Linked DNA regions of Mus musculus: region 1 is linked to region 2. The links are chromatin loops, found by intact Hi-C in ENCODE. Cell type or tissue: gastrocnemius. All regions are shown on one strand. Links, peaks and the distances in the headings refer to the core of each region. The heading gives the core; the rest is flanking DNA.

The links. Hi-C counts contacts between places; a loop is a spot of excess contacts. Peaks named below come from ENCODE experiments on the same cell type or tissue, not always from the same donor. Only the 100,000 strongest peaks of a DNase experiment are listed, where the experiment ranks them.
Region 1: a loop joins it to region 2, with 13 times the contacts of the local background. A loop is called at or near these places in 28 of 42 quality-filtered maps.

What each region holds. Positions count from the first base shown.
Region 1 is chr10:14,196,338-14,199,255 of GRCm38, reverse strand. No RefSeq gene overlaps it. Among named protein-coding and RNA genes, the nearest start is that of Gm51759, 71 kb to the right of the region's middle. In gastrocnemius, for the core only: a CTCF peak has its summit at 1,786; no DNase peak of the experiment used is centred there; H3K4me3 peaks cover 142 bases; H3K27ac peaks cover 294 bases.
Region 2 is chr10:13,563,270-13,566,187 of GRCm38, reverse strand. It overlaps Adat2 (adenosine deaminase, tRNA-specific 2), which reads right to left. Exons shown (of 6, transcript NM_025748.4): 6 at 2,812-2,918. Among named protein-coding and RNA genes, the nearest start is that of Pex3, 12 kb to the right of the region's middle. In gastrocnemius, for the core only: a CTCF peak has its summit at 1,345 (motif pointing left); DNase peaks (open chromatin) are centred at 1,328 and 1,622; H3K4me3 peaks cover 548 bases; H3K27ac peaks cover 260 bases.

The DNA.
Region 1 (2,918 bases), core at 286-2,785, 630 kb before region 2:
GTACAGATTAGGTTTCTTTTGCCTAAAATTTGAAAGAAATAATTTCTTTGGGCTTCTTTTTGTAACAAATGTTGTGTGAACTATTTTATGGCGTGGTTCCATGGACCTAAAATGAGAGTGCCTGTCGTGCACACCAGCAGTGTTTCCCATTTCCACTGGCCTCCCACCAGAAATATATTCAACATCTATGGCTTTATTAATAGTATTATTACTAATTACCATGTGGGGTGTTCTTCCTGCATATATGTCTGTGTACAGCATATATACCTGGTACACACAGAGGTCAGAAGAGGCGTTTAGATTCCCTGGAACTGGAGTTACAGATGGTTGTGACTCACCAAGTAGATGCTGGGAATTGACCCTGGGTCCTCTGGCAAAGCAGTCAATACTCTTGACGTTGTTGATCCATCTCTCCACTCACTCCAGCATCTCTGGCTTTATTGTCATCAGACAGTATTAAAACCATTCATCCAGTGGGCTTCTCCTCTGCCATTCTTGCTTCAGTTCAGGGTGTAATCCATTGACACTGAACACACAAAGTAGGGGTCTGATAAGTTATTTTATGCTCTCTCTATATACAGACCCCACCATGCCCTTTACATCTGGGAGAACACTGGTGCTATTTGGCTCCTCCCTCAGTGCTGAGAAATGTTAAAGTTTTTATGAAAGGAAGACACTCCTTCCCAGTGAGCCAAGAACACAGTTTAGCTCTCTCACTTCTTTAGCAGTTTAAACTCAGTTTTCATTAGGCAAATTGTTCGCTGCTGTTAATAAGAACTGTGCCCGCTTTTTCCAGAGTGGTCATATATGAAACTGAAAAGCTTCCAGTGTCTAATCCAGATCTCATGTATGGCCAAGAAGAAAGGAAAGACCATTCCAACCCAGGCAGTGACACAGGGAAATAAGGTTTAGAGAGCTCTAAAGAGGAGTGCACTGACTAGTTCTGTGTCAACCTGACACAGCTGGAGTTATCACAGAGAAAGGAGCTTCAGTTGAGGAAATGCCTCCATGAGATCCAACTGTAAGGCATTTTCTCAATTAGTGATCAAGGGGGAAAGGCCCCTTGTGGGTAGGACCATCTCTGGGCTGGTAGTCTTGGGTTTTATAAGAGAGCAAGCTGAGCAAGCCAGGAGAAGAAGCCAGTAAAGAGCATCCCTCCATGGCTTCTGCATCAGCTCCTGCTTTCTGACCTGCTTGAGTTCCAGTCCTGACTTCCTTGGTGATGAACAGCAGTATGGAAGTGTAAGCAGAATAAATACTTTCCTCCCCCAAGTGCTTCTTGGTTATGATGTTTGTGCAGGAATAGAAACCCTGACTAAGACAAGGAGGACAGGAGCAAGGGAGATAGCTCAGTTGGGAAAGTGCTCACCTCGAAAACATGCAGATAGGACTTCTGTCCCCAGACCAATGTGAAAAGAACAGCATGATATATACTTGTGGTCACAGTACTGATGACAAGGCTCAGTAGGACAAGAAGCTGAGGCTCAGTAGACAGCCAGATTTAACTATTGTGCGTTCCAGTCCAGTGTTGGCCTACCACAAAATCAAGATGAGCTGCCCAGAAATAACACTAGAGGATGACCTCTGAATACAGAGGTGCGGCAGAGGAAGAGGGTGAGAGAGTGAGAAGGACAGAGAGACAGATAGACTGACTCAAAAAACGGGGCTATATGGAAGAGACAGAGAAAATGACCTGGGTTAGATGAACAGTTTGTAGAGCACCCTGAGTCTAAGTGTGGATTATGATACTGGTGTCATAAGCCACTGGAAGTTGGGCAGTCAATCCTATAGAGGGCGACAATTCAGTGAGGGATGCAGTCCTGATTACAGCAACAGAACTCTATCATAAAAAGTAATGTCTTTTGAAAGTCCCTTTGCAAGCAAGTACCGGAAATCCAGTCAAATAAGCCCAGTCGACGAATAGGAAATTATTGGAAAGAATATTGAGTCACCTTCAGAACCCAGCAGCATGAAGGATACCCAAATCTATGCAGATTCTATTTTACTTTATTTTTCTTTTTTTACTCCATATCCTGGCTTGTCTTGATTCTCTTAGCAAATGTCCTCTGTACCTCCAAACTCCATGCCTGACCCAGATACTAATGTCTACTCAACTTTCTTAAACCTAGTTATAAATTCCTAAGAGGAAGATAGTGCTCACCCGATGAGGGCCAAGGGCCCCTGATACAATCCATGGCCGTGGTGGTTGGGTGATGGCTGCTTACTTGGGGTTCCGTTTGTGGAGAAAGGAGTGGTTCTTGGAGGAATGTGGTATCATAGATTTGGCAGGAGCGCCAGAAGTTGGTTACATAAACCTACCAGAAGTCTGCTGGTATATTTTAATCCTGAAATCCTCCCAAGGTCAGTATAATGAGGAGATGTAAATAAATAGTATGGTTCTGAATAAGAGGACCAGTTTAAGAGACGCTAGAGCAGCGGTTCTCAGCCTGTGTGGGTCGTCATCTCTTTGAGGGTCAAATGACTGTTTCAAGGGACCATCAGAAAACACAAATATTTACCTTATCATCAATAACATAGCAAATTTACGGTTATAATGTAGCAACAAAAATAGTTTTATGGCTGAGGGTAACCACACAGGAGGGACTATTGAGAAACACTGCTCTAGAGTGTCAGCCATGGGGATGGTACCTGAGGAGATCACAACTGATGTGAAAGATCTCCCAGGACAGCCTGCACTGGGTAATGTCTGAGGAATCCAGCGATCCTTTGCGGGAGTGGCTGTTCGCAGCTTCCATAAATGCCGCACGAATGCAAGCGTGGGCTGCTTTCTTCAGAGAGAAGCTGGGCGTGGAGCTTAGGAGCAGCTAAGCAAGACCTGACAGTTCCAGAACCGCGGAAGGAAATGTCTGTGCTCAAGACATTCCCAGTATTATGAATCAATCCACCAAGTATTTACC
Region 2 (2,918 bases), core at 107-2,606:
TTCATATTTCAAGTGTACAAGTCGGGAAGTGCAAAGATATCTTGACATGACTTTTCATCGCTGATTGGACCCAGTAATCTGGGATACTCCAGCAGCTTAGATGTGACAGTTTCTCCCCAATTTCTCTTTAGCAGGGCACATGGCTCTACAGGCTGTCTATGTTCTATGCCTTCCTAACTATCTCATGCACGAAGTACGATTCTTTTTTGGTCCCTTCAAGCAAGCTTTTGAGGTGGGCCTCCGTGTTCGACACTACAGCAGAGCCTACTGGAAGACACTGAACACACACAGTTTTGCTATGTACATATCTATAGCTCCTCACCGACATGTGGACGTGGCTTTTGAATTCTGCACATTTGGTGTCTATGACATCCATTGTGATCTTGAGGTGGCAGCACTAATCCCTAACTACAGCAATCGACCCACAGCGATTTTTCCACAGGAAACTATGCCTGTGTGCAAAAGCTCTTTTGTCAGTGACTGGAAAGAGAATTTTAAAGGTGGTAAATGGAAAGGAAACCATTCAGCCCTGCTTAGGAACTAGGAAATGCTACTTAGCCATCTGTTAAAACCAGAAAGGGAAAACACGTACACTGCCTTATTTTCTGGTTACCTCTCTGCTTCCTGAGCAGTTCTTGTCTCTCGGATGAAATAACGGCCACATGTTTCTGGCTCTATGCTTTTACCTTTATTATTATTATTATTATTATTATTATTATTATTATTATTATTATTATTATTTTCTCCCTAAATTCAAGCTAAATTTACTCTTAAAGGTTTATCATGAGCCAGAATAATCTGATGGTACTCTACAAAGATAAGATCTCAGGTTGTTTCGAGCACAAATAATTCCCCCCAAATGATATGAAGTCAGTACATATAATGATGTCTGCCTGCAGGAGAGCACGGGAGCCAGGAATGAATTATGACCAACTGCAGAAAGGAACACACTAGTCAAGGCACTAAAACTTAATGAGAAGAGAGTCTTTAAAGTAGCTAAAACCGAAGAGAAGGTGCACAGACCATTATTGTAAATTTAAAATCCTGCGTACTCTTCGCTCATAAAACTTCTGAAATGCTGTTAAAAACACACGCGCGCACAAAACCACGCAATTATAAATCCTCTGAAGCATGTAACTGTGATTAGCTGCTCCCCCGGGCAATTTAAAAATACTACCGCCACAATCACATTCCAGCCTGTAATGTAATTCAAAACAAACAAGTCGGAGACAGCGCTCAAATGGCAGAGTCAACAAACACAGCCGCTTTGCATCAAGGACTTGAACGCGCTGAAGAAACTGAGGCTGCGCTGGCACTGGCCTTGTGGTGGAACAGCGAGGCCCCCTTCTGGGCAGAGAGGCACACTGCGCCCAGGACGGCGCGGAAAAGCCGCACCTTGCTCCAGTGACCCTTATCAGAGATTTTGTTGAGAGGTCAAATTTTTAGATACTCAATTTAAGCTTCATCATCCGCATTTGAAAAGAGTAATAGCTTTGTTATTTCGGATTCAATGGATCATTTTATGCAATCTTGTAACCATCATTCCTGCATTCTTATTCCGACCAGCAACTGGTTCTAACTGGGGCGTTGGCAGGGGAGGGGGTGAGGGGGAGGGCTGGTGGTCCCTACATAGCCCAGGCCTTGAGTTCATGATTCGTTTGCCTCGACTTCCCCAGTAGTGGGGCTGCAGTGTGCACCATTATGTCCAGCAGTAAGTGTCATCCTCCAGCAAATTATATAACGGACTATTTTCATTTCTCGCTCTGAAGAATATAAGGTCTTTGTTCTGAGAGTAAGGGAAGAAATGGACGTTAAAGGAGTAGTTGCTCCATGGTAAGGAACTACTCCACTTTCAATTTTCTCCTTGAGAACTTTTATGTGTGTGTGTGTCTGTAGTAGAATTGTGTGCACATGTAAGTGTTGGTACCCACAGAAACCAGAAGAGGGTACTGGTTCCCCTGGAACTGGAATTAGAGATTGTAAATTGCCCAGAGGTGATACTGGCAACCAAACTTGTATCCTCTGGAAAAGCAGTATTTATTTTTAACTCCTGAGCCATCTGTCCAGCACTCACTATTTAAAGTCTATTCCTCTTGAAAGAGGGCAATGAATAAAACTTTATTGTAGCAATATGCTATGATATTTCTAAAAACGACTCAAACACTTGCTTTATAAGCATCTGTTTTATCTAGATACTCTTTAAAATTGTTCTAGGGCTGGGGAGCTATCTCAGTCAGTCAAGTGCAGGAGGACCTGAGTTCAAGCTCCAAAATTCACATTTCAAAGAGAAGAGGGAGGGAGGGAGGGAGGGAGGGAGGGAGGGAGGGAGCATGGTGGTGCATGCCTGTAATTCCTGTACTAGAGGCCACAGGTGGAGCCCGGGCATTCCTGGACAGCCTACCTAGCTGAATGGTAAATTTCAAGAAATCTTCTCTTTCAAAAAAAAAAAGGCAGGAAGGAAGGAGTGGTGGCCCTGCATCTAAGGAACAGCACCTGAGAGTCGCCTCTGCCTCACACCCACATGAACCCTGGACATGCCTGGTCATTCATATACAAAGTCAATACAAGTCAGGACAAGCCCGAGGAGGTGCCTGTGCTGTGGAGTCCGGTGCAGGACCTGGTCTGAATGCACTCAGTAAAATGTCAAAGCTTTCTCTCTTTCTTCTACTTCCTGTTTTGATCTTGATCAATCTTCCAGAGATTTGTCCCTTTTTGTTTGGCATGTGTAGGTGTGTCACGGTGTCACGTGTGATGTGCCTGCATCTGGGTTGACGTATGAACACGTGACGCCTAAGGATGACACCAGGTTCCTCCTAGATCTCTCTTCACATGAATTATCGAGGCAATATCTCTCATTTGACCCCAGAGCTTGCTTTGGGATCTCGGAAGCCCATCTCTGTTTTCCAAGCACTGGAATC